Regions from separate parts of the Homo sapiens genome. Here region 1 is linked to region 2. A link is a loop called in an ENCODE intact Hi-C map of the cell type or tissue named here. Cell type or tissue: sigmoid colon. All regions are shown on one strand. Links, peaks and the distances in the headings refer to the core of each region. The heading gives the core; the rest is flanking DNA. Region 1 overlaps STK33 (serine/threonine kinase 33). Region 2 overlaps STK33 (serine/threonine kinase 33).

The links. A loop is a pair of places that touch in the nucleus more often than their neighbours do. Peaks named below come from ENCODE experiments on the same cell type or tissue, not always from the same donor. Only the 100,000 strongest peaks of a DNase experiment are listed, where the experiment ranks them.
Region 1: it touches region 2 in a loop (4-fold over the local background); 12 of 110 quality-filtered maps call a loop at or near these places.

What each region holds. Positions count from the first base shown.
Region 1 is chr11:8,377,006-8,393,284 of GRCh38, forward strand. It overlaps STK33 (serine/threonine kinase 33), which reads right to left. Exons shown (of 16, transcript NM_001352389.2): 16 at 14,865-15,705. The coding sequence ends at 15,505. Among named protein-coding and RNA genes, the nearest start is that of LMO1, 120 kb to the left of the region's middle. In sigmoid colon, for the core only: no CTCF peak of the experiment used is centred there; a DNase peak (open chromatin) is centred at 7,376; H3K4me3 peaks cover 233 bases.
Region 2 is chr11:8,558,133-8,574,411 of GRCh38, forward strand. The region is part of intron 1 of STK33 (serine/threonine kinase 33); the gene reads right to left. Among named protein-coding and RNA genes, the nearest start is that of STK33, 28 kb to the right of the region's middle. RefSeq lists an enhancer at 8,785-8,864. In sigmoid colon, for the core only: a CTCF peak has its summit at 8,654 (motif pointing left); no DNase peak of the experiment used is centred there.

The sequences.
Region 1 (16,279 bases), core at 4,372-12,371, 180 kb before region 2:
AGCTGTTTTCCTAGTATCACCTCTCTCCTCCCCAGTGTCCTATATCCTGCCCATGTTGGTCCATTTATCAAAACCACTAACTCGACAGTGCCCCTTTGCACCTTGTACAATCCTCCATTTTCCTTCAACCAAGACACAGCCAAAGCAAAAACTAGAAGCTAGAGATGATGTTCTCATTAATCGAGAGTGACCAGTAGATACCCCTATAGTTGTGGGGTTGATGCTGCTGGATCCATTGCCTAGGCAGGGCCATTGCAGACCCCTTAATCTTCACCTTTGTCTAAAATAAATCCCCCCTAAAAACTGGCCAATTAAAACACACTTCAAAATGGGATATATCATATAAACATAATTAAAATAAAAATCATATGATCATTTCAATAGATGCAGAAAAAGTATTCAACAAAATACAGCATCCTTTATGATAAAAACTCTCAACAAACTAGCCATTGAAGGGACTTACCCCAAAATAATAAAAGCCATGTATGACAGACCCACAGCACTCCATCATACTGAATGGGGAAAAGGTGAAACATTCCCCCTGAGAACTGGTACAGGACAAAGATGCCCACTTTCACCACTTCTATTCAATATAGTACTGGAAGTCCTAGCTAGAGCAATCAGGCAAGAGAAAGAAAGAGCAAATTGGAAAAGAGGAGGTCAAACTACAGCTGTTTACCAATTATATGATCATATACCTAGAAAACCCTGAAGACTCCTCCAAAAGATTCCAAGATTTGATAAATAAATTCAGTAAAGTCTCAGGTAATAAAATCAATGTACACAAATCAGTAGCACTGCTTTATACCACCAAGTTGAGAATCAAATCAAGAACTTAATCCCTTTTACAACAGCTGCAAAAAATAAAATACCTAGGAATATACTTAACCAAGGAGGTAAAAGATCCCTACAAAGAGAACTACAAAAACTGCTGAAAGAAACCATAGGTGACACAAACAACTAGAAACACATCCCAAGCTCATGAACTAGAAGAGTCAATATCATGAAAATGACCATACTGCCTGTATTAGTCCATTCTTGGGCTACTATGAAGAAATACTCAAGACTGGGTAATTTATAAAGGAAAGAGGTTTAATTGACTCACCATTCCGCAGGGCTAGGGAGGCCTCAGTAAACTTACAATCATGATGGAAGGAGAAGCAAATGCATCCTTCTTCACATGGCAGCAGCAGGGAGAAGTTCAGAGCGAAGTGGGGGGAAGCCCCTTAAAAAACCATCAGATCTCTTCAAGCCTGTAATCCCAGCACTTCGGGAGGCCGAGGTGGGTGGATCACCTGAAGTCGGGAGTTTGAGACCAGCCTGACCAACATGGAGAAACCCCGTCTCTAATAAAAACACAAAATTAGCTGGGCATGGTGGTGCATGCCTGTAATCCCATCTACTCGGGAGGCTGAGGCAGGAGAATCGCTTGAACCTGGGAGGCAGAGGTTGCAGTGAGTCAAGATCGCACCATTGCACTCCAGCCTGGGCAACAAGAGTGAAACTCCATCTCAAAAAACAGACAAACAAACAAACAAAAACAACCATCAGATCTCATGAGAACTCACTCACCATCACGAGAACAGCATGAGAATAAATGCCCTCATGATTCAATTACCTCCCACTGGGTCCCTCTCACAACATGTGGGGATTATGGGAACTATAATTCAAGATGAGGTTTGAGTGGGGACACAGCCAAACTATATCACTGCTGAAAGTAAGCTACAGATTCAGTGCAATTCCTATCCTAACACCAACATCTTTTTTCACAGAGTTAGAAAAAAAAAATCCTAAAATTCACATGGAACCAAAAAAGTCCCAAGTACCCAAAGCAATCCTAAGCAAAAAGAACAAATCTGGAGGCATCACATTACCAGACTTCAAATTATACTACAAGGCTATGGTTACCAAAACAGCGTGGTACCAGTATAAAAGTAGACACGTAGACCAATGCAACAGAAAAGAGAACACAGAAATAAAGCTAAATACTTAAAACCAACTGGTCTTCAACAATACACACAAAAACATAAATTGGGGAAAGGAGACCCTATCTAATAAATAGTGCTGGGAAAACTGGCTAGCCATATGTAGAACAATGAAACTGGATCCCTATCTCTCACCTTATATAAAAATCAACTCAAGACGGATCAAAAGACTTGAATCTAAGACCTGAAACCATAAAAACTCAAGAAGATAACCTAGGAAAAACTCTCCTGCACATTGGCCTAGGCAAATAATTCATAACTAAGAACCCAAAGTAAATGCAACAAAAACAAAAATAAATAAATGGGACCTAATTAAACTAAAAGGCTTCTGCACAGCAGAAGAAATAATCATCAGAGTAAACAGACAACCCACAGAAGGGGAGAAAATATTAGCAAACTATGCATCAAACGAAGAACTAATATCTAGAATCTACAAATAACTCAAACAGATTAGCAAGAAAAAAACAAATAATCTTATCAAAAAGTAGGAAAAGACATGAACAGACATTTCTCAAAGGAAGATATACAAATGGCCAACAAACATGAAAAAATGCTCAACATCACTAATCAACAGGGAAATGCAAATTAGAACCACAATGAGGTACCACATTACTCTTGAAGAATGCCCTTTTTTTAAAAATTAACTTTTAAGTTCAGGGTTACATGTGCAGGTTTGTGATATAGGTAAACTTGTGTCATGGGCGCTTTGTTGTACAGATTATTTTGTCACTTCAATATTAAGCCTAGTACCCATTAGTTATTTTTTCTGATCCTCTCCCTCCACCCACCCTTCACCCTCTGATAGGCCCCCGTGTCTGTGGTTCCCCTCTTTGTGCTATCCATAAGTCCTCATCATTTAACTCCCACTTATAAGTGAGGACATGTGGTATTTGGTTTTCTGTTCCTGTGTTAGTTTGCCAAGGATAATGGCCTCCAGCTCCATCCATATTCCTGCAAAGGACGTGACCTCATTTATTTTTGTGGCTCCATAGTATTCCATGGTGTTTATATACCACATTTTCTTTATCCATTCTACCAACGATGGGCATTTAGGTTGATTCCATGTCTTTTCTATTGTGAATAATCCTGCAATGAACATACACGTGCATGTGTCTTTATGACAGAAAAATTTATATTCCTTTGGGTATATACCCAGTAATGGGATTGCTGGGTTGAATGGTATTTGTGTTTTTGGGTCTTTGAGGAATCACCACACTGTTTTCCACAATGGTTGAACTAATGTATACTCCCACCAACAGTATATGAGCCTTAAGAACGGCCATTATTGGCCAGGCACAGTGGTTCATGCCTGTAGTCCCAGCACTTTGAGAGGCCGAGATGGGTGGATTGCTTGAGTTCAGGACTTCAAGACCAGCCTGGCCAACATGGTGAAACCTCGTCTCTACTAAAAATACAAAAAATAGCTTGGCATGGTCATGGGCACCTGTAATCCCAGCTACTCAGGAGGCTGAGGCAGGAGAATCACTTGAAACCGGGAGGCAGAGGTTGCAGCGAGCCGAGATCATGCCATTGCACTCCAGCCTGGTTGACAAGAGTGAAACTCCTTCTCAAAAAAAAAAAAAAAAATGGCTGTTATTAAAAAGTCAAAAAAGTGGGCATGTGGTGAAAAGGGAACAATTATACACTGCTGGTTGGAATGTAAATTAGTACGGCCCCTATGGAAAACAGTATGGAGATTTCACAAAGAACTAAAAGTAGATCTACCATTCAATTCAATACTGGGTATCTACCCAAAGGAAAATAAATCATTGTATCAAAAAGACACCTGCACATGTATGTTTATTGCAGGACAATTCACAATTGCAAAGATACGGAACCAACCTAAGTGCCCATCAACCAATGAGTGCATTTTAAAAATGTGGTATATATACACCGTGGCATATACACACTACTATACACACATATATACACACTACTCAGCCATCAAAAAGAATGAAATAATGTCTTTTGCAGCAATTTGGATGGAGCTGGAGGCCACTATTCCAAGTAAAGGAACTCAGGAATGGAAAATCAAATACCCTATGTCCTCACTTACAGGTGGGAGCTAAGATATGGATATGCAAAGGCACACAGAGTGGTATAATGGACTATGGAGATTCAGAAGGAGTGCTGGGTGGCGAAGGATAAAAACCTACATATTGGGTACAATGTACACTACTCGGGTGATGGGTGCACTCAAATCTCAGATTTCATCACTGTACAATTCATCCGTGTAACCAAAAACCACTTGTACCCCACAAGCTATTAAAATAAAAAAAATTAAGAAAACACACCTCATTTTAAATCTAACTTGCAAAGGCAGTTGTGGGGACTGCTACATAATTAGTAAGGGGTATTCCAAGTAATCTGTCAGCCGAGAGTCTCCTGGCTGCCCCTTCCCCACTCCATTGTGGCTAAGGGTTAGGGCTCCTGCTGTTGACCCACGGAGAATGAAAGCAGGGACAGCTGCTGGGGCTGTGAGTGACTAAGCCACAAGAGCCTGTGCCTGCCCTGATCCCCAAATAAGGATCCCACAGGCGGAAGGTTTATCCCACAGTGAACATCCTGAATGCAGAAACATGAGAGATCACCTAGCACCCAGCACCCCACTTGTAGCCGACACCCCACCTGGCTTCTGGTCTAGTGAGCACCGAGCAGCTGGAACACCCTGTCCCTGGGCCTTGCTGTACAGTGAGGGGCTGGACTACCTCTCACCCTTTACACCTCCAACGATGCCTGTCATTATTTCTTTTGTGAGCTCTGTGTTTTGAAATATTTTATTACCCAAAAACTTTAGGTGAGTGTGGTCTGAGCCATTTCACTATAGGCAGATACGCTTTTTCCATTATGTTCCTTGCAATTTGGAAATAGCCTACAGATCCCTTTAGTTTGGGGCCCAGATAGGAAACAGACACGTTGCATGTCAGGATTACCTGGGGAGCTTCTGAGACCCAGAAGGGAAGGGCCAGAGCAATCTCTGCTGAGACCTCCTTCCCACCCATATCCCTCTGTAACCACAGTATGCACCGTGCCTCTCCCACACCACACCTCTTCCCAACTCCTGCCTCGCCCCCACCCCCACATCCTACGGCTTATGTACCAGCACACCCTTGCCACCCACATCCACTCCACTCCACGAGGTCAGTCCACATGAAGGGACATCCTGCAGCGAGGAACATCGGAGGACCGCAGGGCCCGGCTGCTGTGTCACGCTACATTGGGGTGACACTTGGGATTTGGGCCTGGCGCTCATCACACTGGACATGTGGCATCTTGCTGGGCAGCTGCCGCCACAGCCCCTGGCTGACCAGAGGCTGCACAGTCGCTGATGGTAGCTGGGGAGCAGAAGCCCTGGAAATGAAAGTGAGAGGCAAGGACATCAGAAATGATGCATCTGAGCCTCTGCCTCAGGCAAAGAGCCACAAGTGGACAAGGACATGTGTGAACACTCCTGGGAATTCTCAGAGATGTTCAGGGGAGGGCGCTCAGAGTCTTCCCTGCAAAAGACTCAGATTCCTGATAGTAGCATGGGGAGAGAGGGCTCAGAGCCATTCCATTTAGGCAAAGAAGTTAATGTGCCCCAGTGCCTGTGGGCGGGAGGCGTGGGGACATGCAGCTTACACAGACACAGACCACACCTGCGCTCACCCTGTTTGGAGGGTCCAGGACAGGTCCTGTGTGAGGTTGCCAAACCTCTCCTGTTTCCCACCGCCACCCCAGCAGGAGCTAAGCCACTAAGGCATCCTCTGGCAAGCAGGCCTGTAATTCGGTTTGTGCCTTCTTCCCTCCCCATATATCTCAGTGGATAATTAGCAAGACCGATACTTAAGGAAAATGAGTGTGTCTTCCTGGATAATCTCAGGGCTCTGTGACTCAGACCCAACCCCAGAGCGCTGACTCAACACACTCTCTGTTGCTCCCCACAGGCAACACACTGCAAAAAGCCTCTTTAGCAGTCACTGAAAGTCCACCACAAGGACACTGATAGGAAAATAACCATGCTTCAGGGACACATTGTCATTAAAGCCTGTCCTGGTAAACTCAAACTAGATTGTCCACGAATCCCTGTTAACAGGAACACAATGGACTGCAGTGACAGACGCACAGTGTTCCGAGGACTGGGGGTGACGGGCCACACTTGGAGGTCTGACTTCAATTTTGGAAAAAGACCCAGATGAACTAGAATGAAGGGCCTAGAAACATGTCACTAAGGAAGAGTCCAAGAGACATGGGGATGTTTAGCCTGAAGAAGGCACACAGGGCTGTGGGAATTACCTTCAAACCCAAGGGGCTGGATGTGGCAGCTGGAGAGGCCTTTAAAGAGCTCCAGAAGGGCCAGTGAGCAGCAGGTGTCAGATGATAGGAAGAATTTTCTCACACTTAGGTGTTTCCAGAGTGGAATTCATCTGCCTTGGGAGGTAGGGAGCCCCCAACCCCAGGAACGTGTCATCAGAGGTGGGAGCTCACTGGAGCTGGCTGTGGGTGCAGCTTCTGCACTGAGGAAGAGTTGGGCTGAAGGAACAGTTCAGACAGTCCAGGATTCTGCAAATATGGGTTTCAGCAAAATACCTGGCCCACCATTTTCTGATTTATTGCTAATGGAAGGCTATGGAATTATGATTTAGCTATTGAGGGCTTGTAAACTGTCACTATTCAGATTCAATTAATCAAGCGATAAGGAGATTTGGCCACATCTCCCAGGGATATTTCTCCGAATGGCATTTCATGTCATTCCACTCCATTCTCATCCTTCTTCTTGCCAAAATACAGTCACTGCCTAGTCCTTGAGTGAGGGAGACACACTTGCTGTGTGGACCAAGATGGTGCCTTGATACCAGGTCTCCCTGGATTCTGTGAGCCCTGTCAGGCACCCAGAAGCCTCTGCACACAGTTTCGCTATTAACTCTGGGTCTCTCTTCACATCCTTCTCCACCTTAGGGCTCTTTTCTCTCTATCCACCTTGATCTGCTCCAACCCTTAAATCCATCTCAAGTAGTCATCTCCACTTTGAGGTCTGATAGAGATCTCAAACTTCATACGATCAGCTAGATGTGGGCAGAAAGTTACCCAGGTGCCGAGGCAAGAGAGTGAAGGCACAAGCTGTTCCAATATAATAAAGAAAGTATTTAGAATAAGAAAAGTTATACTAGAAATAGGATATAGAGATGATCATATATGGATAATCATAATAATTAGTTTTTAGTATTAATCTGTTTTATTATTATAACCAAGGAATAACCAGCCAGTGCAGAGTCAGGAGCTGAAGGAACACTGTGAGAAGTGACCAGAAGACAAGAGTGTGAGCCCTCTGTCACGTCCGGATAAGGGCCGCTGGAGGGCACCATGGTCTTGCGGTAATGCCAGTGCCTGGGAAGGCGCTCATTACTTAGCAGACCGTGAAAGGGAAACTCCCTTTCTTTGGAGGAGTTAGAGAACACTCTGCTCCACCAGCCTCTTGCGGGAGGTCGGACATTAGCCAGGCCTGCCCACAGACATCCGGAGGCTTAAACGTCTCCTTGTGGTGCTGTGCTTCAGTGGTCACGCTCCTTGTTCACTTTTATGTTCCGCCTGTACACCTGGTCCTCCTTTTAACTTCCTAGAAGACAGCAGTAGCAGAAATAGTGAAAGTATTAAAGTGTTTGATCTCTCTGATAAGTGCGTAGAAAAAACGCTGACGTATGCTGTCCTCCCTGTCTGCTTCGGCGATCACAAAGGGATGGGCCCCTTGTCCTGTAAACACGTGACTTGCTTGACCTTATCAATCACTTGAGATGACTCACTCTCCTTACCCTGCCCCCTTGCCTTGTATACAATAAATAGCAGTGCGTCCAGCCATTTGGGGCCACTACCGGACTCCGCGCATTCATGGTAGTGGTCCCCTGGGCCCAGCTGTCTTTCATACTCTTAGTCTTGTCTCTTATTTTTCTACAATCTCTCGTCTCCACACATGAAGAGAACACCACTAGGCCCTGTAGGGCAGGACCCTACACTAGAACTCTTCATTCCACTGCCAGCCCAGGCCTGGCCTTCCCCAGGAAGCGACACCACCATCAATCTGGTTACTGAAGCCAAAGTCATCCCTGGCCTCCTCACCCATTCTTCTTCAACCATCACCTCTAATCCATCACTGAATCCTATCAATTTGATTTCCAAAACATATTTCATATCAATCCATTTCTCTCCATCTTCTCTGCCACCATCTTATTCAATGTCCTCTAACTAATCTCCCTGGTTCCACTTTTGTTCCACTTTGCATAATTCATTTACACAGAAGACAAACGGATCCTTTAAACACATAATCAGACGTCGAGCCCTCAATGGCTTCCCAGTGCATTTAGAATAAAAGGGTTTCTTCCTGTGGCCCCCTAAATCCTGCAGGACCTGACCCCTGTCTCTCCCCTTCCCTGATCATCCTGGCCTTTGGGCCAAGTCCTGGACTCCATCAAGCTCTTCCCCTGTTCCCTCTGCCTAAAACATCCCTCCCCGGCTCTTCCCACGGTTGGCTTCCTTAGAGAGGCTTTCCAGAGGGTTCCTATCCTGTAATCCTCTATGATAGCACTCTATATAGAAATGCCTTATCTCTAATCACAATATATAATTATTTTACGCATTTGTATAGATGGCCATCATCTGTCTCTGTGCCCCCATGGCTACAAGCTCCCTATGTTGGGCAATGGTTTTGACTGCCTTTCACATTGTTTTATATCCAGCGCCTATCAGTGCCTGGCACATGGTAGGTGGCCAACAACTATTTCTTGAATGAATGACTGAGTCTCTCAATCCAGTTCCTTTTTTTTTTTTTGAGATGGAGTCTCGCTCTTTTGCCCAGGCTGGAGTGCAGCGGCGCTATCTCCACTCACTGCAAGCTCCGCCTCCCGGGTTCACGCCATTCTCCTGCCTCAGCCTCCCGAGTAGCTGGGACTACAGGCACCCGCCACCACGCCCGGCTAATTTTTTGTATTTTTAGTAGAGACAGGGTTTCACCATGTTAGCCAGGATGGTCTCGATCTCTGACCTCGTGATCCACCCACCTTGGCCTCCCAAAGTGCTGGGATTACAGGCGTGAGCCACCGCGCCCGGCCAATCCAGTTCTTAATGAACATCTTTTGTACAACTCTGTCCATGCTGGTGCCACGGGGTCTGATGCTGGTCATCTTATACAGGAAAAGAAAAAGATTTTGGTGGTAGTCAGACTATTCCCCTCCAAGCAATCAGAATCACTGCAGGTAAGACATTTCTGCCAAGATTTCACACGGGCTGGGCTACACAGTAATGAAGCCTGGTCAGGGACTGCTATAAAAAAGTTGGTGAGCAGAAAGTTGATATGAAACTTAAGTGGCTAAATGACTATAGTCTCATGACTAATTTCTGTGCTGATGGGGGCAAGGGACTGAAGCTACAACCAGGTAATTACTTCTGGAAGAAAAACAACTCTTGTAAAAATTTATCCATTTGCATGGTTTTGGGTAGCTAGAAGCCTTTTCTTCCAAAGTTCCAAAACAGCAATGAGGATCCTGAATAAGAACTGCCTCTCTTCTCCTGGGACCAAGTGGCAGGCAGTGGCCTGGGAGGTGGGCAGCCAGGGGGAGGTGGCACCATCCCCCGCTGCTGGCTTAGGCCCAGAGCAGACGTCTCCCGTCCTGCACCACAGAATCCGCGGAGCCTATGGGAACATGGCTGCCCCCTGAACCAGGACGGTGTCAATGTGAAAGGGACAAAACGTCACTGCGCCTAACCGTCCTCTAAAGAAGTGAGCAATGGCAAAAGCTAGAGGAATGCAGGATGGGGAGGTGGACTCCACATCTGAACTCCACCTGCTCAGCGGCACAGCTGCTCACACCACCTGATGAAGGGATGTGGGAAATCGAAACATGATAGTGATTCTAACCCCCAGCTGCCCTGAGATGGGAATCACACTTTGCTCCTGGTAAGCATCGATCTGTCATGTCTGCACAGAAAGGACGGTCCCTGTGAATTCCTGAGGAAAGAACGGAGCCTCTTTTCTCTCTTCGGTTAAAAACATATTCAAAGGCTTCTAAAGACTGCTCCAGACAAAAGGACCAGTTAAAGCCTTGAGAACTTACTTTTATCACGCAAAGTCCTTCAGAATGCAGCTTTCCCTGATATAGTGCTTGAGTCTCGACCAAATTCGTCAACATGCAAAATAATTCCACTCCCTTCTGAAACCTCAAGCCCAAACTTGTCAAAATTATCACTCTAGGCTCCTGCTGGAGACAGAGGTGTTTGTGAGTTGCTCGGCCTTTTGAAACTCTGGGATCAAACTTCACGGTAGCTTAGGCCTAAAGAGTAGGGGAGCAAAAACACGAACATCTTGAGAGGCATATAGTACAACAGTGATACTTGAGCACACTGGCCAGGTTCCAGTTTACGTTCTGCTACTTCTTAGCTGTGTGACCTTGGACACAAGACCTTGGACATTAAGACCTTGGTTCTTAATCTCTCTGTGCCTTAATTCATTTCTCTGTAGAGATAATAATGGTATCAACTTCACAGGCCGTGGTAAGAATGGAAAGAACTGATACACGTAACGTGCTTAGAATGGTGTCTGGCATGTATAAGTGCTCTGTAACTGTTGCTGCTGTTACATCATGACTCTGAAAGGGGGTTTTAGTTAAAATGGATCCCATCCACTATTATAGCTCAAAGTCCAGCTTGCAAAAAGACTTTGATTCTAGTAACTAAGTGGAAGCCAGTGTTTGGACCAGGAAATATCAGCTGCCACCTCCCTGCAAGGGCATCTTCCTCAGGGTCCAGTGAGGGGGTCAGTTGCTCTCCATCTTCCACCCCACCCGCCCCACCCTTCAGTCACATGGGAATGCTGACTCCTCCAGCCTTGCAATTGCTCCTGGGGATGGAGACAACTTTTTGTGCTGACTGAGCTTTCCTAAAGAATAGCCTGGCTTCAGGATTTTGCCTACAGGGAGGTTTTGGTCCCCAAAGGGCAGGGAGACTTCTATGGCCCCTGTATCAATGCCCTGGTTATGGTGTGAAGATGCCACAGGATCTAGTTCGGAGAGGAACCAGCAGAAGCCTGGACGGAGACAGGGTCTGCACGGCGTCTCTAGTCCCATTCTCTGGGCCAGGACAGGACCTGATGCATGTTTGGAGGAGGAGGTCCAGGATCTGGCTAAGGTACCTGGGATGGCACTGGGCAACAGGGAAGGGGAGGTCCTGAGAGTGCCATGGTGACACTGCAAAAGTCCTATTAATCTTCCCAATGGGGCAGTGGTGGGAACCCCCACCACTCCTCTGAGGGCTGACCCAGATTATTCAGGGAAATATGGAGAACTGACCCAGCAAGCACAGAGTTGAGCTGATTATAGCAGGGACTGAAGAAGGCAGCCACAAGAAATGCAAGACAGCCGCAGATGCGGCCTCGCTTTGAAGAACAAAGGCAAAGAAAATTGGCTCACCAATGAGAATTAAGTGATAACAATGTACTGAACAGAAATCAAAATCGGTTCTCAGCCAGCTCACTCAGAAAAATGCAGGATCCTGAAGAGTACAACTGAACGATGTGAGACCTTTGAATAGTAAAAACTTTTACCTTAAAATGCTTTTGTAAAGTGATTTCAGTGCTTGTAGAGATGAAGCGAACACGAAGCCCAGGAGACGTCTTGTCTTCAGGTCTCCTGTGCTTCCTGGGCTCCACGGGGTCCCCTGGAAGCCCCTTCCCTGGTCTCTCATTGGCAGCAAGCAGCCAGTGTAGGGTGGCCTCCTCCCAGGTTCTGTTGGCTGTCACAGTGAAGTGTTGCATTCTTTAGGCTCCCAAACCTTGAGCCCAGACAATTTCAGATTTCAGGTTCGGTATCGGGCAACGCTCCAGGTATCCTGCCCTACCTGGGTCCCAACCTCAGGAACATCTCCCCACCAGCCCCTCCCCAACCCTTAGTGACCACCCAGGTGAATCTCTTTGTGTCAGGAAGAGCTCGTTTATCTTTTTTGCCCTTTACTGTACTTTGGTAGGAGACTGGCAGCCAGAGACAAAACTACCTTGGGTCAGGAACAATGCAGCACTGATAAGGAAAGGGTCTCCACCACTTGAGTTGCAGCCAAAGACAGGTGGTAAACTTAAATGCGGAAGCTGAGGATTTAACAGAGACTGTTCATAAAGGCACTGAGAGGGTTTGGGAAAACCCACAAAGGAAGACATAGTAGCCAGGGCAACAGGCTGGTCTTGGCCTGCAAGGGCAGGGGACACAGCTGTAAGAGGGCTGCCTGGCAGGAGCCACGCCCACCAAAGAAGGCAGCAAATGCCCAGCAGCCTGGCCCAGAGCAGGGAGGCACTCGGGAGTCAGCGTCTGGACCTGGCTCTCCCCTTCTCTCATCTCCCCTTGGTGCCTTCATTGACAGAATGCCAATGAATCCAGAAGCCCAGGGAGTGTGTTAATGCAGTACCTGAAGATCAGCCTCTCTGGGCAGAGACGGCAGAGCAGGCAGAGTGGTTCTGGAGGGGCAGATAGAAAATATCCAGCCCAGGGTCATTTCCCAGAGGCCACAGCTCCTTGGTCTCTAGCCAAGCACAGCCATTATAGGACGCAACTTCCCTGGCCAATTTCAAAGCTCTGCTTGCTGCTGGGAATGCATGTTTAAACAAAGCCTTTATTCTCTGTTCCAACAGCGCGGCTGGAATTTAAAAAGCTTCATTTTCAAGACTGGTTGCTTTTGATCTGTCTAACCTGGAACTTACATTTTGGAGTCAAATAGAATTATTTAAACAAAGCATTTCAGTGATAAGCACAAGATGTTTTGATTTTTTTTGGCTGGCCCCCACCCAACCCCCGCAGCACCACACAACATTCCTACTCAAAATGAAAGGACAACTTTGTGGCTGACTCTTAAAATCTCAGCTTCCATTTCCCTGGGTCTTCGTTTCCTCATCCTGTGCCTTTTTCTAGGTTTGCCTGTGTACGGGCCCTGGGAGGGGGCTAACTTTACCTCAGACTGGCCTGGAACAACCAAATATTCTATGAGCAGTGCTTCCCTCCTCTCGCTCCGGCTTCCGGCTTTGGCAGAACCATGTGTTGTCATCCTGTCTTCTTTATTAATTATAATTTATTTTCATTTTGCTCCACATATCCCCATTTTCCTTCCTTCTCTGATGTAAGGCCTTCTCTGATATCATCCTCTATTCTCCTCAAATGAATTTGTCCCCAGCTTGCCTGCATTCCTCTCTTTTTATCATATTTTGCCTGCCTTATCTGTCACTCAAGTTGGAATGCGGATCGCTACTTGAATTCCTTGAAAATAACACCTGCGCTGTGCTGTCCTAGACAGACTATGTCCCGCTGGATCACAGCAAAACCCAGCTCCCCATGCTATGGAGCACAGGAGGTGTCACAGTGTTTGTTATTGGTGCCTTCGAGTTGGCCTATCAGTCATTGAAAGTCAATCTGAAATGGAAGAGCGCCCTTTTTTCACAGCTGTGAAAGCAAATGGAGGAAGGAAGGCCATATATCCCCAGACCTTAAAGAGGCACATCTGTTGGAAACAAAGCTCAGACATGGCCTGGTCCAAGTGTGTTCTACACAACGAAGTAACAAAAATACCACTAAGTAACACAAAAATGATGTGGAAATTCTCTCTAGAAAGAGTGAGCTAAATTTCTATTAAAATGACTCCTACAAATCAAATGAACACCTCGATGGAGGGGCGTTAATAGAATGCATCATATGACAGGCAGGGTGGCTGGCCTTGCCTGGTGTGAGGTGGGAATAGGTGAAGACACACTAACGTGTTATAAAATGACTTCATCTTTTAGTTAGTGGTTAGTTCTGGACCTTTGCTCAAGCTTACTGAGCAGAATCGCTAATTTTTAGGGCCAAGAGAAGTGTGGATAGTACTCTATCTAACAATAGGATCTTCTAATCCCAAAAGAATATCACTGTGAAAGTAAGAGTATTTTTAATATACAGAATATTTCATTTTCAAGCCCAGGGAATAGGCAGAATCAAAGCCACCATCTTGGTTAGGCTTTTCTGCAAGGAGACAAGCAGCCACCGTGCACTAGGTCCCTGCTTCTCCCCGCCGGAGGTGACGGAACTGCAGTGCACACATCTGCCTTTGAGACTACTAGGGAAGGGAAGGCTCCACTTAGCTAATGAAGCCAGAGTTCTCATCAGGTGAACAGAACACGCCCTTTAAAGACTGGCTTACTAAACCCTGAGAGAAAGCTTAAAGCTCAGGATATGGTTTATGGGCTTATGATACGACTGGAACTAGACATCAAGAAGGGAGAAAGATCTTGAAGCAGCTATGTTAATGACAGTTTAAAATAAAATACAGACAATTTCCACTAGATATGCCTTGGCCAGCAGGTTCCCCCAAGGAAAGCACACTGAAGGTACTAAGAAAATACTGGCAGAACCACGTGGGGCAACACAGGCCAGTGCTATCTTTGACTCATTCGGAATCACAATAGTGTCTTCTAAACTAACTGCAAGAAGCACACGTACTATTTTTAGTTACCAAGTGGATTTAAATGCAACTAGTATATGCTCAGCTGGCCAGATGTGGGCCATTTTGGAGACCTGACAGTTCCATGGGGGGTTGGAATGGAACTAGGTTATGACTTTATGAAGGTAAAAGCAATTGCAAATTCTTTCTTTAGAATTTGCTTTGGAAGCAAAGGAAAGTAGCTATTCAACCAGTTTGACTTCAACTGGCAAAATTAGTTACCCAGGTGGAAAGGAGATGTCTATAAAGCTAAGAGAAATGAGGTATGGTCCCCTGTTTCTTGCTTCATGATCTTCCCCAAAGATGTGTGCCTACCATTGCAGCAGTAGAACAAACTTATAATTTGCATAAAGGCTTAGAGGACCTTATTATATTCACCTCTTGTTAACATAAAAATTAATGTGCTGAGTAACATCTGTTTTTTATTGATTTAATCAATACATTGGGAATTTAGCAGCAAGTTAATGGCAAGCAGTTACAAAATCTCCTATTTTTCTACATTTAAAATAAGCTGTCTTAAACAATCTATAGCAACCTAAAATCTCACGAACACATGTGAATGACTGAAGCACTTCTGCTGTAATACGTATGGCAAGTTTATTAGTAATTTTCTAACAAAGTCTTCTAGTGCAAAGTGCACATAATTATTTGGCACCTCCATTACTATATTTGGCCTCTTGTTTTCCCCTATAAATAGCTGTGCCTAAACATAAGAATTTGAAGTAAAAATGAGCAAGTGTGCCCACAGCCTTAAATTGAAGGTATCTGCCCCCCTAAAAAACCTTCGTGTACATCTTGAGTTGATTTCCACTGCAGCCCACTGCCAAGCCTACTGGTGGCTGTCCTTTAATGCCATGTGCAGCTTATGCTGCTTTGGAGATAAGCAGCTTCAATTTTAAGCTGGTGCAAACACATGGCGGGGCTCTGTGGAGCTAAAAGGCTACAAGCTCAGCATAGGGCTGTCTTCTTCCCCTCCTACCCCCTCATCAAAGTGCTAACAAGAGCAGCTTTGTTTTTGTACTGTCCAACACTGGAGGGAACCTTAGAGTTTCTTTTTGGTTCTGGACAGGGCGCCGGATTTAGCAGGGTACTTGGTTGCTGTTCCTTGGCTTGGAGTCACAGGGGTTTTCTCCATTTCTCCCTTGATTTCAGCTGGAAGGAGTTTGCTAGATGTGAAACTTGAACTGCACATATCAAAGTTGTCCTTACTGGTTGCAGGAAATTGCTTTTCATAAGCAGTAGACTGCAAATAAAAGGTCTTGATTAATTTTCAGACACAAAGCAATGCACATCAATTCAAAGATGCAAGGAACTACAAAGTTGTCCAGGATTTGCAAGTTGGAGCCCTCTCTAGATATAGGGTCCAAACTAGTCATATTGTAAAATTATTATTAAATGCCAAAAGATCCTTTTGCACCTTTAAGAAAACTGAATTGTTTCATGTTTGGTGTGGAGCAAACTCTACAGGCTCAATTTCGAAACCTCTGTCGTCCAAAATGTAAGTAAATGTCTGGTAACATTTGTGCAGGGAAGTCCGCTTAGACATAATTGTACTCACTTCATCTTTACAGATTTCTACACAAGCTCTGACATTTGTATGGATACCCTGATAAGTACAATATAATTATTCTTTCTAATCTGTGTATGAAGTGCTACATAAGGCCCACACTCACATCCCCACTATCTTCCCACATTAATTCCAGAGACTGGCTTCTAATCCCAGTCACACTACTCAGGCAGGCCTGTAGACCTCTTTGAGCCTCTCTATTCCTTGCCCTTAAGTGGAAGCAAATAATATTTGCACATTTGCCACAAGA
Region 2 (16,279 bases), core at 4,719-12,718:
ACCTGCAAAAAAAGGAAAAATAAGATTTCCATCATTCATTTGTTTGCAGGGAGCTGTTTAACTATTGCAAATCAGATGCACTACATAAACTTAAAATGAAAAGGAAAAAAGACCAGCATAAATTTGTTCAAAGAGATATAGTCAGTTTCACTATAAGGAAATACCTACATTCCTAAAAATCACTACACTATGCAAAAATGGCACAAACAAGGACTTACGGGGGAAATGTAGCTAGGGACACAAAACTCCAAATCTTTGTCAGTGATACACACACACACACACACACACACACACGAAACCTAATAAAAAATCATAGCATTTTTGTATATGTTAAATGGTTAGGAAACATAAATATATGGCACCTTACCTTGAAAAAAACCTGAAGTTTACTTATAGATATAGGCATTTGAAAGACTGTAGTTTTTGAATTAATCAAGGGTGCCAGAAAGAAGGTTATCTGAAATCAGAAGGAAAGGTGTGACACCAGATGCGGGTGGGTGTGGCTCATAACTTGTGGTGAACTGAGGTAGCTGGTAGATATTCCAGGTATGTACATGTGTCCGTTTTGTGTGTTCCTGCTGGGCTCGGTTCAACTATGTGCTGTATTCTGTGTTCACCTGGTGTTTCTTGCTGACAAAAATCATGGATAACACAAACATGAAATTCACTTATGCTCAAATCGCTTCCTAATATATCAATGGCATTGCAGCAAATTCACGTTTTCAAAACAAGTGTTAATATAGCACAACTGGCTGTGCGGGTATTCAAATTCAAAAAGCTAATGCCAACTGGATACTGCACTCATTTCCCATTCCTCAAAATGTCTTGAGCCCAATGAAATCACAAGATTTTGAAGAATCACAGACTCTCTAATAGAAAACAGCCACAATTTCTAAATAGATTGGTATAATTCACATGGCCAAACCCTAGAAAATGTAGAGGTCCACTTGCCTCCATGAAACTACAACCTCCTTCATAAAATTGCTGCCTCTAAAGCAACAAAACATAAATAGCACTGGTAAATACAGCATTTGATCAAATCTAGTTTTTGCTCAGGAATACAGGATCTTCTCCTGTCATCATGAGCATTATCACTAATATACCTTCTCACATATCCCCAACACCTTCAGCAGCCATATTATGACAACCAAAGCACAAAGCCAACAAAATGGCATAGCCAAGTTCACAAACCTTAGCATTTTTTCCTGCCCCTCATGCTAGTTTCTAGGTTGGTGGCATGACAATCATGTAATAAAAACAGTGTTCACTAACAGACTTCATTTCATCTGGTTTTAATTAAGAAAATATAACCTCTAGGAGAAATGTCTGAACCGCTATTTTTAGCATTTATCAAGTATTATCTGTTCCACAAGCTAAGCTCAGTTTAGTACGTCATGCAAAGTAGGAGCTTCCTAAATCTTTGTTGAACAAACATTAGTTGAACCTACTTGATTTGTTTTACTATTCTACCCCATAATTTTATTCCCAGAATATTAAATTCTATTTTCAAAAGCAACATAGTCACTACCGGTTAAAATATTTTTGTTTGCTTTTAATTACTATAAAATCAGAAAATAATTGCTGTAATAAAAACTGAAAGAGTCCAGAGGGTATAAAATGAAAATAAGAGTCCAGAGCATCTCCATTCTCCATCTCACAGATAATCATTTCCAATGGTTCTGTGTAACATTCTAGAAATTTTCTTTGCATATACACAGCCTAAGTATAAATCACATATGGTTGTAAATAAGCTCATACTATACCTATTCTCAGTAACTTACCCTTTTTCTAAATATTATAGCCTAACCATTTTTTCATTATCCATATATATATTTACACCTCTTTTGTTTTAATGGCTATATAATATTCCAATATATATAAGCATTCTAAATTATTTAACAAGTCCATATCAATAGTCAAGTAAATTGCTTCCAAATGGTTTCTATTACAAATGATGCTATATGCAATAACCTTTTACATATATCTTTGTATACTAAGATGAATATATTTGTAGAATACACTCTTAGCAGTAGCACTGCAGAGATAAATGTGTGAGCATTTATTATTTTGATAAATGTCAGACTGCCCTCAAGAAAGGATATGAGAGTGCATTTTACCACATTCTGTCATTAGATATTTTTGAACTTTTTCATCTTTCTCAATTTGATAAATGAAAAATAGCATCTTATTTTAATTTCTACCTCCTTAATTATAAATGAGGCTAAGTATTTTTTCAAATTTTTTTTCTGTAAAATATCTGTTCATACTGATTTTTTCTCATCTTTTTCTTGTTGACTTATCAGTGATCCCTAAATATTAATGATATCAATCCTCCTTCTGTCAAACATATTGCAATTATTCTCCCCCACTTGGGTATTTGTTCATTGATTCTTATCATGGTGATTTTGTCATGTAAAAGCTTTTAGTTTTTATGAAATCAAATAATTAATCTTTTCTTTTGTGGTCACTAGGTTGAGAGTTATGCTTAGAAAGGCCTTCTCTGCCCCAAGATTATAAAATTATCTGCCCATGTTTTTGCCTTAAAATAATAATAAACAATTGGTAATTTTTACTGAATGCTTACTTCAGGCCAGGCACTGTTCTAAGTACCTGACACACATTATTGTATTTAATCTTCACAACAACCCTAGTAGGTTAGTAGTATCATTACCTCCAAGACACAGATGAAGATTCTACAGCTACTTATGAGAATTAAACTCATCTGAGAATGCATAGCTGCTATGTGGCAGTGCCTAGATTTCAACTGAGACTAGCAGATTCATCAACTACAGGCTGTTATCTACTGACTCTCTCTCCACGAAGATAAATGGGAGTTCAAACTCTTTTACAAACCTCTACCTATTCTCCCTTCCCCTCTTTATATCTGTTACATAAATCCTTTATTCAACATTAATTTTAGAGCCTTTACATTTTCTTCTGTTTTCATACAACGCAGTTATTCAGACTTTACTTGGTCTATTTTTAAATAGATTCCATATGCCCTATCAACCCCTTCCTATCTCTGCTTCTTCATTCCCAAGTTCTTTTTATTTATCACTTAGATGATTAATTTTACTCATGAGGCATTTCTTCAGGGACTAGGTCCTTGAATGTTTGAGAATATTGGTTGTTATCTTTATGCATAAATAAGAGCTTGACCAGGTATTAAATCTGTGGGTCACACTATTCCCTGCCTACACACATTCCACCAAAACTCAGACACTGTTCAACTGCCTCCTGGCTTTGGCTATTACCATGATGTCAGAAGCCAGTCTCATTTTCCCCCTTTCGGTGACTTGCTTTTCCTGTCTGGATGCTTGGCGATTCTTTTTTTTAATCTTGAAGCACAAGTAACTTTACTGTTACATACTTATTTGATATTGATCATCCTGTTTCAGTTCTTTTAGAATTCTGTGTTCTTTGAATCTGCAGATTACTAATCCGTTTAATCTCTGGTGGTCTTTTCCCCATGATATATTTGAAATTATTGTCCATTCGTTCTACTCTCTATCAGGCACACCAATAACACATATGTTGGATCTTCTCTGCCTGTATTATCTACATATCATACAGAATTCCTAGTTGAAAGCCTATGGCATAAGCCTAACTTGAAATAGTTTAGATAAAAAGAATTTATCAGAAAGACAATGCAGTACCTCATATAACTTTAGGAAATGTATAAAGTGTAACTGAGCCTGAGGGATAACTGGAACCACAGACTTGAACGCCACCAGGACTGCTTATCTCAACTAGGGCTATTTTTCTTTTGTCTCTTATTTCTGCTTCAATGTGTTGGCTTGGCTGTCAGTATCATAGACAGACCAATTTCTCCCACAAGGCACAGAACATGGCTGCCAACAGCTATAAAGCCTCACATCCTATGACTGACCACCAGAGAGGGATTGCCTTGCTTTCCTTAACTCCAATTTCTAAAAATTCTATGTTCCCCTTCAATTTCTTTAAGTGAATACAGATGTATTTTTCAAGAATTTGTTTACTAAAATAATTCTTAATCTGAAATGTACTTCATTCTGCATGCTTAGAGTAAAGCAGTTAACTAGCTTTGGTTTGCTAATTTATTAGTTATTCATTTATGTTCATTTGATTCAGTTAACTGCTACATAGCTCATTGTCATTTCTTCTTTCTTCCTCTCCACTTCACTGCAGGTTAGAAATCAAAAGATACTGTCCTCTTGTCTCTCTCTCCTCTCTCTCTCTCTTTCTTTCTCTCTGTCTCCATTTTGAGATATTGCACTGGCTTCCTTGGGGATTTTCCAGGTTTTCCCATGGCGTGTCCCAACACGAAAACCTTACAGGATGGGATACTCATGGCCCCCCACTTTCAGTGAAATCTGCACTCTGTTTACAGTCTAAACAGTGTATAACAGAATTTAGCATCCCCTTTGATTTCATCCATATTTCATTATACTCTTAGATTCTAGTCCATAGCTAGGAACTGAGCCATTTCCTAGTTTCACAGATTTTTTTTTTGTTTGCTTTTCATTCTATTTGTTGATTCTCAATTAGTTTCATGATAAGGAATATGGTTAGTATGGCTTTACTTTTCTGAATATCTTCTGCATTCTTAGAAGTAATAGTTACTATTACAATTCTACTTTGGAAAACTTAAAGTTCATTCATTCATCAAATATGCATAGGATATTAACTATCTGCAAGGCACTTTGGGAGGCACTGAAGATACAGCAATGAAGAAGACAGAAATAGTTCCTACCCTCTTGGAGCTTACATTATAGTGGGGAAAACAGACTATTACTATTTTTAAAAATCACAAGAATAGCAGATCAATAAGTAAGTAAAGGGGTAGCTGTTTAAGCAGAGATTAGAGTCCCCAAGTGTTATGGATTAGATTATTCTAGCTAAAGAATCTCTGAGTTGCTTCTCAGTTCAAGGAGAGGCAAAAGTCTCCTTGAAGCTCACTTTATTTTGTGAAGAGTCACTTAAGTCGCCTCCCATAGTGACAGATTGCAAAAATGAGTAAGTACCCTGTATCTGGGTAAGTAGGGCCTTCCTTGGGCATACAACCTAGAAATAACTATCTTTTTTCTTGGGATACCCATAGGCCTTCTGGGAGTGTTCCTTGGGATTCAAAGTTAGCTGTTGGAGTAAACCTAACATTGCCCTGACCAAAATCTTCTGGCAAGAAGGGATACAAATGGCACCAAAAGAATACTCACTAGGCAGGAGCTGTCTGGGTTGGTGTCCCAAGCTCAATCCAGCCCAGGGGATCATGAGGAAGGGTGACTCTAACCCAGCCTATAACCACCATGACACAAAATTATGCTTTGAGAAACAATGACTAAGTGTATGAACGTAAGTCTGTAGGTATATGAATGTAAAATATAACTTCTACATCTTGGGCAGGTCATCATAAATAATCAGTCCCTTTGGGCTGTGCAGGACCATTCTTCAATAGCAACAGTCTTTATCAGCAACAGCTATATTGTACTTTTCGGATTTCAAGTTCACCCTCCACATGGTACATGAGACTAACCCTTTGGAACCCCCAGTTCTTACATAATACACAAAGTGAAGGAAGAGTCCTCAAGAGTGAGAACTGAATTTCCTGGTAATAAAAACACCTGGAAAATAATGTCACTAACTTAATAATTACAAGAGGTATGACTATATTGGGATTTCCCAGAAAGAGTAACACAAGCAGTGACCTGAAGGACAGCAATCAGTTGGCCAGGGAAAGTGAGGAATGCATTCCAAAAAGAGGAGCCAGGAAGAAACCTGGCAGATTTGAGGAAATTAAAAGGGACCAGTATGGCTGAACTGTGGGGAAAAAAAAGAGCTACATTGCTGTCAGTCAAAGATGGTGAGGTAGACAAGGAGCAATATCTATAGGGCCTCATAAGGTATGTTAAAGATCTGAGGCTCTATCCTACAAGCATGCAAATAAACACTTTTTCAGGAGCGGAGTGGCATAATCAGATTTTTATTTGTAAAATATGACTTTAGGGGCAGGATGTAAGAGAATCAAGAGTGTAAAGTAGCAGGCAGGCCAGCTGGAAAGCTATCTGAAGAAGATGGATGCTAACAGGTGGAAGTAAGTATATAGATTTGGTTGTAGGGAATTTAGGAAATTCCCATCAAATGGCTTCCTTCTCTATGAAATAGCAAATAGAAGAGACAGATGACTTTGGGCATTGATGGATTAAAAACAGAGATGAATAAATTTAATCCCAAAGCCTTATGGAAGAAAGCAGGCACTCTGGCCTTACGCAATTCTGCTGAGCCTGCTCTGCTGAGAAGAGTTTGCCCCTTGTGAATCTGGTGTTACTTTATACTGCTAGGTTAAGAATTCTGTATTATTTTGTCAAAATAAATCAAAGTTTCACCCAAGAGATAAAAAGATATAGAAAGAGAACTTTCCATTTGCTTGCCCTTGTATAGCATGTGAATGTACTCTTCCTAAGTATCACCTTCAAGCAACTTCAGAAGAAAAGACTGAAGGAACTTGGGAAATACTTTTTGCAGTTAACCACAGATGGACCCTGGCTAAACCACAAAAAAGAGGGCCTTATTAAAAGCATTCTTAGCTGATGGACCTTTCACCATTAACCTGTCACTTAGGTCAAAAAACAAAAGATAAATGCTATTCCCCAGGTCTAGCGCCACCATCAACATGGAGGAAATGATGAAAGTCCCAGATTACAGGGGAAATTCAACAACCGGTGCCTTTAGGAGAAGAAAGCTGACATTCTGTCCTCATCCCTTCAAAAACATATCCTAAGCAGAAAGAGATCTAGGATCAAAGCTATCTTTAAAGGACTAAAAGGTCTCAGAAGCACTGCTGCCTGCAGGTGTAAAAATAAAGTGACAAAAGTACACTGACAGACCAAATTAGTGATCCCTAAACTTCCTTTTAGGTTTGCCCACTACTCTTCCTATTATGACTCTAGAAAGCCCTTGAGAGGGCATCTCCGGGAGTGTCATTTATGAGAAACCAAGCCAACAGAGAGAACACCTAGTAAGATAATTAGTGGATTTTAGAAAAGAGGAAAAAAAAATAACAAAGTAGTGAAAGTACAGGAGATGGATTCGCCACCATCTAATCAGCGCTACATGGAGGATATAGGTTTTTCACCATGATTTATAGTCAAAGGTTAAAAAACTTCACATTTTTAACAAAAATACCAACCCCCATCTCCCTGGAAGTTGTAACTCTCTGCTTTTGTTGTAATTGGGGTTTACCCATGGGGTTAATTTCCCATTGGATATAAGCCTATGGCCATCTCTACATTGCAGGCAGCATAAAACTGGGGCAAAAAAAGAAATACCTTCTGCATCCGATAACAGAGTTTCACAGCCGGAGTCATAAGCCCCGAGTTCAAATATCAGTTCTGCCATTTACAAGTTCTACGACTGAAGGCAAGTTATTGAAACTCATTCAGCCTCAGTCATCTTGTCTGTGAAAAGGGATTAGAACCTACCTCACAAGATTATGATAAGGAGAAAAAGAGATAATGTACATAAAGCTCTTAGCACAGTGCCTGGCACATAAATAAGTACACAGTAAGGGATAGGTACCATTAGAAATCATTAACTCTCACCTTCACGTTCATTTGTTCGTCTCTGCTGCCTCTGAAGACTTCTTAGGTCTTAGATGCACCTTGCTTACCTAGAACCCAAATATCCTGTCTGCTTCTGCCTATCTCTAGCTACAGGACTCCCTCGTTCCTCCACCAACAATCCCCTGGGTTAAGTTATTACCCATCCAAACTTACAAACTCTGCCGACCCATCCCTCCTGTGTAACTTCCCTCCCTGTCCTGGCCTGTTCCGCATGTTGCCATTCATTTCCAGTGTGACAAATCTGAAGTCAAGTCAGATTGTTTCAGTTAGTTTGAAGGCTGCCTAAAAGGCTTTATTTAACCTACAGAAGCCAAAATCATTATTTACATATAAATAACATCATTGGTCAACTGATTAATAACTTTATACTCAGGACCATGCTAGACTCTCCAACTATATTTAATCCTTCCAAGTTAAGACTCTAGTTAATTAATTATATTTTATCCTTCCAAAATATGACTGCATTTACAAGCAAAGAAGTTACCTCAAAATGCAGCTTCTAAATAGACCCTCAGTTTCTGCATCTTAATTCAACTCCTTGTTATCTCCAAAACGTGAGAGTTGAGAAATAAAAGCCTCTAGGCTACTTTTTAAACAATCTTAGACCCACATTGTCTTAAAATTATCAGAATATCTCTTAGTAAACACTCAATATTTTCACTATTTCATTACTCTCCAGGTATATTTTAAGTCCTTGACTAAATTAAATGAGTCAAGAAAAAGAATCTGAAGTACTAGTAACACAAAATTGGTCTAATGTTTAATGTGTGGTTCATTTAGAGGCAACAACTAAAGATCAGGGTCATTAGCCTTTCCTGTGCCAGATAGCATCTCATAGGATATCTTGACTAAATTCTGCAAACAGTCAATTGAACCAATATTGCATCTTGTAATAGTCATACATGCTTTTACTACTATAAAGATGACTTTTTATTATGTTTCCAATTCAAAATCTATTCTGCTACCCAAGTCTCTTCCACAGCATACTTCTTTAATTTAGTAAATGAAATTTTGCACTAAGAAAGCAGCAAATATTTATATTGCCAAGTGATAGACTGACCTCTAGTGGAAATTTTTTAAATTACTGAGTGAGCTTCTCAGGACTTTAATACAGTTATAACTGTCGAACCTATGACATTGTTAAAATAATGTTTAAGGCTGGGCGTGGCGGCTCATGCCTGTAATCCTAGCACTGTGGGAGGGTTTGAGACAAGCCTGGGCAACATGGTGAAACCCCAACTCTACTGAAAATACTAAAAAATTAGCTGGGGTGGTTGTGTGTGCCTGTGGTCCCAGCTACTCGGGAGGCTGAGGTGGGAGGACTGCTTGAGCCCAGGAGGTAGAGGTTGCAGTGATCCAAGATCGAGCCATTGCATTCCAGCCTGGGTGACAGAGTGAGACCCTGTCTCAAAATAATAATAATAATAACAATGTTTAAAACATTACTAATAAAATTTACTTCTTAAGTCAATTCAAGCATAGACTAGGGTTAACAGTAGAGACTCTGGTTCAGAGCTCACCTCTGCCACTTTCTAGTTATGTAACGTTTATCTGGCTCCCCATCTGTAAAATGAAAAAGTGAATATTACCTACCACATGGGGTTATCATGAAGATCAAATTAGTCAAAATATGAAACATATCTAGAACACAGTAAGGTACACAGTTCAGTGCTATAATATTATTAGTTATTACTATTTGTGGCTGCAAGAAATTATGGCTGGAGGCAAATAATAATTTCAGAGAATATAAAGAAAAACAAAAGAGTCTTTACAGGAACACATTTCTTTAGGGATTGGCTATAACAAACCAATATAGCACCAATACAGCTATTCCTCCCATTTCCCAAAATATATGAGCTATGCCTATATAAACAGAGGAACGGGGAAAATCAGAAGCACATAACTACACCTGGGTAACCTTTTGTAGGAAATACTGGGAAGTCTTTTCATTGTCCCAATATGGGCATGATGAATAACACCAGATTCTATCCTTTAAACCAAAAACAAACTAACAGCTCCAGTCCATGTGGGTCTTTCCAGGCTTTGAACTCCTTTTACATTTAGCACCTAGCTACACACTAAATTAGTCATCAGTCTCAGATTATCTGAGTCATACAATGTAGCACTTTTCTATAATTAACTTATTCTTTGGGCTTATATTACAAGATTCTGAACTTTTAAAAACAATATTCAACGGCTTCTACAGCAATATATCTGACTAATGACTAAAAAATGCCTCCCTACAAAGTTAATAATATAGTCTCCACCTCTTTTTCCAAGGAAAATCCAAATCAGCAATTATTTTCAGCTTACAGGAATGTGCATAAAATTGAAAGATGGTCTATAATTCCAAGGTACTTCCTTAGTACAAAATAATTGCCATCCAGAGAAAAATAGCTTGTTTTTATCATAAAACAATATGATCACTAAATAAAATACAGTTCTTAGTTCCTTCCATCACAGTCCTGAAGTACCCAAATTCATTTTAGTAATTCACATTTTCTATTCTGGGAACACTCCAAGTTGCAATTCAGTTATTCAATGTAAACATGAACTCATTAAAATGGCATAAAAGTTCCTCCAAAGTATTATTCATAACATTTACATGTATTTACTACAAGAGACTAAAAAGAACTGATTTATGTAACTGGGATCATAAATCGTGGATAATGAATTATATATGTAAAACCACAACTCAAAAACAATTACAAAAATGAATACCACAGTATGGTCAGACAACTTCTAGAAAGCATCAGACATATTGTAACATAATTCGCTCTGCTATTAAAAGTCATCAATAAGTGTGGTGCTATTAAAGCATGTATTTCAAGATAACAGCAAAAATTAGACGTTTGAAGTTTTTTGAAAGCTTGAGTTTATCTGGAAATATAAAAGCAAGAAAGCTATTTATTATAGTATTTGATACTTCACTAAGTACAGTTCCATAAAACTGTGGCCCTGAACATTTCCCTAATAACTGTCTAGGAAATATAATGCAGCAGAAGGAAGATTGATTCTGATACTACAGAGAAAAAGTCTTATTCCCTTACATATCCTTTGTAGACAGACCTTAATGGATTATGTGCTATATTACCTTCTTATTTTTCTTGTACTAAAGCAACATTTATATTATTAAGATTGGAACAGTAACAATTCAGTTCCACCAAAGACACTAAAGATGACAAGGAAACTATGTACCTAGGCAAAGACCTAAGGAAAAGTATGTATAGTATAAATTTCCTTTTTAGGAGTTATAAGACATAGACATTCAAATAGAATAAAGCCCAGTGCTCCCAAGGAATATTATCTGGAGAAGGTCCCCAAAATGACTTCTTAAAAACATCACAAGGCATGAATTTACCAAGGTTTATTCTATGATTCTCAATCTGGCTGCACAGTTTATAGAAATTGGCAAAGTGATACTAGCATGCATCAGTAAAGGCAAAGGTCCCAGAAAAGCCAGAACAATCTTGAAAAATAACAAAATTGGAAGACTCACACTACCTTGTTTTAAGACTCACTATCAAGCCACAGTAATCAAGACACTTTGGTATTGGTATAAGAATAGACAAATCAATGAAAACAGAAGTCAACTGATTTTTGACAAGGCTGGCAAAGCAATTCAACAACACAAGAAAAGTCTTCAACAAATGGTGCTGAAACAGCTGTATATCCATAAGGGAAAAAAGAAACTGAACTTCAACTCCTATCTCACACCACCCACAGACATTAACTTGAAATAGATCATACACACAAATGCAAAAGCTAAAACTAAAAACTTCTAGAAGAAAACACAGAATGTTTTTATGACTTTCAGGTAAGTTAAAGATTTCTTAGAAAGAACACAGAAAACATTAGCCATAAGAGAAAAACTGATAAATTAGACTTCATCAAAATGTAAGACTTCTACTCCTCAAAAGACACCATTAAGAAAATCAATAGGTGGCCAGGAATGGTGGCTCACACTGGTAACCCCAGCACTTTGGGAGGCCAAGGCAGGCAGATCACTTGAGCCCAGGAATTCAAGACTACCCTAGGCAACATGGCAAAACCCCATCTCTACAAAAAATACAAAAATTAGCCAGGCATGGTGGCACACTCCTGTGGTCTCAGCTACTCGGGAGGCTGAGATGGGAGAATCACTTGAGCCCAAGGCTACAGTGAGCCGTAATTGTGCCACTGCACTCCAGCCTGGGCAACAGAGTGAGACCCTGTCTCAAAAAAATAAATAAATAGATAAATAAAAGAAAACGAATAGGCAAGCCACGGACTGGGAGAAAATATTCACAATACATATATCTAAAAAAAACTTGTATCCAAAATTAGAATTCCTACAACTCAAAAATAAAAAGACAACCTGTTTTCAAAAAAATAGGCAAAAGAACAGATACTTTATAAAGGATATATGAGTGTTCAATTAATAGATAAAATTTTCAAAAAATTATTAATCATTAGATAAATGTAAGTTAAAACCACAATGAGACATCCCTACACATCGTCCAGAAAGATTAAAGTTTAAAAGACTGACAAAACCAAATATTAGGGAAGGATGTAAGGTTCTTGCAACAAGAACCCTCATTTGTTGATGGCGGGAATGTAAAATGATAAAACCACTTTGGAAAACAGCTTTTCTATAAGGTAAACATGTAATCTATCCTATGAATGAATAACTCCAATCTTAGGTAATCACCAAAGAAAAATAAATACATATGTCTACAAAAAGCCTTATCCAAATATATAACAGCTTTGTTTGTAGTAGTCAAAAACTAGAAACAACCCAAATGAATGTCCAACAACATGTGAATGGATAAATCGATGGTGGTATACCCACACAATGCAACACCACTCAGCAATAAAAATGAGTAAGTTATGGGTGCACACACGTAGTACTGTATGATTCCATTTACATAGAAAATGCAAACTAATCTACAGTGACAGAAAAGCATTCAGAGGTTACCTGAGAATGCAGAGGAGGGCCGAGAGAGGCAGGATGGAGACATTAAAACGGACATAAGGGAATTTTGGGGGGGTGATGGATATGTTCACTATCTTCATTGTCTGGCAGTTTCATGGATGTGCACATATATAAAAATCAAATTGTACACTTTAAGCATAGGTAGTTTATTGCATGGCAATTACATCTCAGTAAAAGCTGTTACACACACACACAGACACAGAGGACAGTTCTGCTTCTGATCAAGATAGAGTAACGGGGGACAGATCTCACCCTTCTGCCATAAACTGCTAGAAAACTGGACAAAATACATGATACAATGGTTTTTGGACCATCACACAAGACACAGCACTGTAATACCTGGGAGAGGGAAAGCAAACATGATGAGTTCCATGATTGCACCAGTTTAACACATAGAAGCAGTTTCCAGAATGCAGCAAATTCCCCAAAAGCCCAGCAGTTTAGCTTAGTTGAGGGTAAGAGCTGCACAAAAGACAGCTTCCGAAATCTGCAGGAGCATGCACATGAGTCTCGGCTAAGAGCTGATACAAGCATATGTGAGGCCAAAACTACCTAAGTTGGAAAAACCTTGAAAACAGCACGCTAACTAGAATAAGCCAGATACAAAAGAACAAACATTGTATGATTCCACTTATATGAAATATCTAGAATAAGCAAATTCATAGAGATGGAAAGTAAATTCAAGTTTACTAGGGATAGGCGAGGGGAGAATAAGGAGTTACTAGTAAAGTTTAAGAGTTTCTGTTTGGGGTGATAAAAATGTTTTGGAAATAGTGATGATGGTTATAACAAATTGTGAATGTAATTACTGTCACTTAATTATACACTTAAAAATGGTTAAAATGGGGCCAGGCATGGTGGCTCACGCCTGTAATCCCAACACTTTGGGAGGCTGAGGCGGGTGGATCACGAGGTCAGGAGATCGAGACCATCCTGGCTAACACGGTGAAACCTTGTTTCTACTAAAAATACAAAAAATTAGCCAGGCGTGGTGGCGGGTGCCTGTAGTCCCAGCTACTCAGCAGGCTGAGGCAGGAGAATGGTGTGAACCCGGGAGGCGGAGCTTGCAGTGACCCAAGATCGCGCCACTGCACTCCAGCCTGGGCGACAGAGCGAGACCCAGTCTCAAAAAAAAAAAAAGGTTAAAATGTCAATTTTATATGTATTTTACCACAATAAAAAAAAAATTTTAAAAAAATTTAAATTAAAATTAAATTTTAATTTTAAAAAATTTAAATTAAAATTAAATTTTAATTTTAAAAAATTTAAATTAAAATTAAATTTTAATTTTAAAAAATTTAAATTAAAATTAAATTTTAATTTTAAAAAATAAATTAATTAATTAATTAATTTTAAAATTAAAAATTAATTTTAAAAAAACTATCCAAGGCTCGTGTTGGGGGTGGGAGAGGAAGGAAAACAGCCTTGCAAGAAAAAGACAGAACAACGCCCAGATCTCATACAGGATTTGGGAACAATTCCTATTCCTGCCAGACAGAGAGGAAAGATATCTTAATACACAGGGCAGCAAGTAGAATTTTCAGAAGGGTTTCATCTTGACAACAGAGATAAATTATCCCTAGACTAAAGACTGCTCCAGACCTGCCCTACTTAAGCTTAAAAGCAAGTCTCAAAAGGCTTCATCTGATTTCAAGCAACTTAACTGCATGCCAGAACAAAGCGAACACTATTTAAAGAAGTCACCTAAATCCATAATGTCTTGCAACCAGTTAAAAGTTAATGGGCATATAAAATCTGCGAAAATATGCCCCAGAAATGATACAACTAGCAGACAAGAATCATATAAATATGTTCTACATGTCTAACAGGGTAGAGAAATACATAAACATGATGAGAAAAATGAAAGATTTTTTATTTATTTTATTTTATTTTTTTAGAAATAGGGTCTCACTGCGTTCCCCAGGCTGGTCTCGAACTCCTGGCCTCAAGCAATCCTCCAACCTCAGCCTCTGAAGTCACTGTGATTACAGGCGTGAGTCACCATGCCTGGTGCCTGAAAGATATATTTTAAATGACCCAAATGGAACCTCTACAGATGAAAAATACAATACCTAAAATGAAAAATGCAATAGATAGAATTAACAGCAGATCAGATACTGCCGAAGAAAAAAATCAGTAAAGGCATAGTAATAGGAACTATCCAAAATAAAAGATTAAAAAAATGCTCAAGGAAAAAATGAACAGAGCCTCAATGACCTGTGAGAGAGTATTAAGCATTCTTAATACTTTTTTTTTCTGCTTTCCAAAAGCAGAAAAAAGAGGTGAAGTATTTCTAAACATGACAAAAACTACCAACCTACAGATCCAAGAAGTTCAACAAACACCAAAGCTCATTCAAAACAAAACAGATAAAAAGGAAAAATTGTTAAGCTGGACTTCATCAAAATTTAAAACTTTTTCTCTGCAAAAGATCCTGTTAATTATTAAAAAGACAATTACAGGCTGAGAAAAATGACTGCAAATCACATATCTGACAAAGAATTTGTATCTAAAACATACAAAGAATGTCTAAAACTCAACCTTAAAAAATTCATTTAGAAGATGGGCAAAATACATGAATAGACTTTTCACAGAAGAAGATACACAATGGCAAATAAGCCCATGAAAAGATGACCAACATCATTAGGCTTTGGGGAAATGTGAATTAATATCGCAATGAAGTATCATCAATCAGAAAGGCTAAAATAAAAAATAGTAGCAATACCAAATGCTGGTGATGATATGGAGAAAACAGATCACTCCTACACTGTTGGTGGGCATGTACAATAGTACAGCCACTCTGGAAATTAGCTTGGCAGTTTATTTTAAAACTAAAATTGACTTATTACATGACCCAGTCGTTGTACTCTTGGGCATTTATCCCAAAGAAATGATAACTTATGTTCACACAGAAACTTGTACACAAACGTTCATAGCAGCTTTATCAGTAACCGTCAAAAACTGGAAACTATTCAAATGTCCTTCAGCAGGTGAATGGTTAAACAAACTGTAGCACATCCATACTAAGGACTATTACTTAGCAATAAAAAGGAATATGCAACAGACTTTGATGAACCTCAAGGGAATTATGCTGAGTGAAAAAAGCCAATCTCAAAAGGTTACATACTGTATGATTCCATTTATATAACATTCTTGAAATAACAAAATTATAGAAATGAATCTGTTTCCAGGGGTTACAGATAGGAGAGGGGTAGGTATGAGTATAAAGGAAGGAGTAGACAAGGGAGACTCAGGGTGATGATGCAGTTCTGTATCTTGATTACAGTGATGGTTACACAAAGTTCGTGGTTACACAAGACCTGCCTTGAAGTTGCCCATGGACCCCAACACCACATGCTGGAGTGTTGCCAGTCCCTCAGTGGCCCCTCTCCCTCCCTCCCTATCCCCACTCACCCCAGAGGAAGTGGACACTTAGAGATGGAGCTAATATGAGCTTCAGGCATAAAATTGCATACAACTATATACACGCATACACAAATGAGTAAATATACAACTGTAGAGGTCTGAATAAGCTTTGTGGACTGTGTCAACCTTGATTCCTAGTATGATACTATACTACAGTTATGCAAGATATTAATATTGAGGGAGGATGGTTGAAGCGTGCTCAGAGTCTCCCTGTGTATTTATTTGAAACATTTTGTAAATCTGTAATTATTTCAAATTAAAAGTTAAAAGAAAGAAAAAA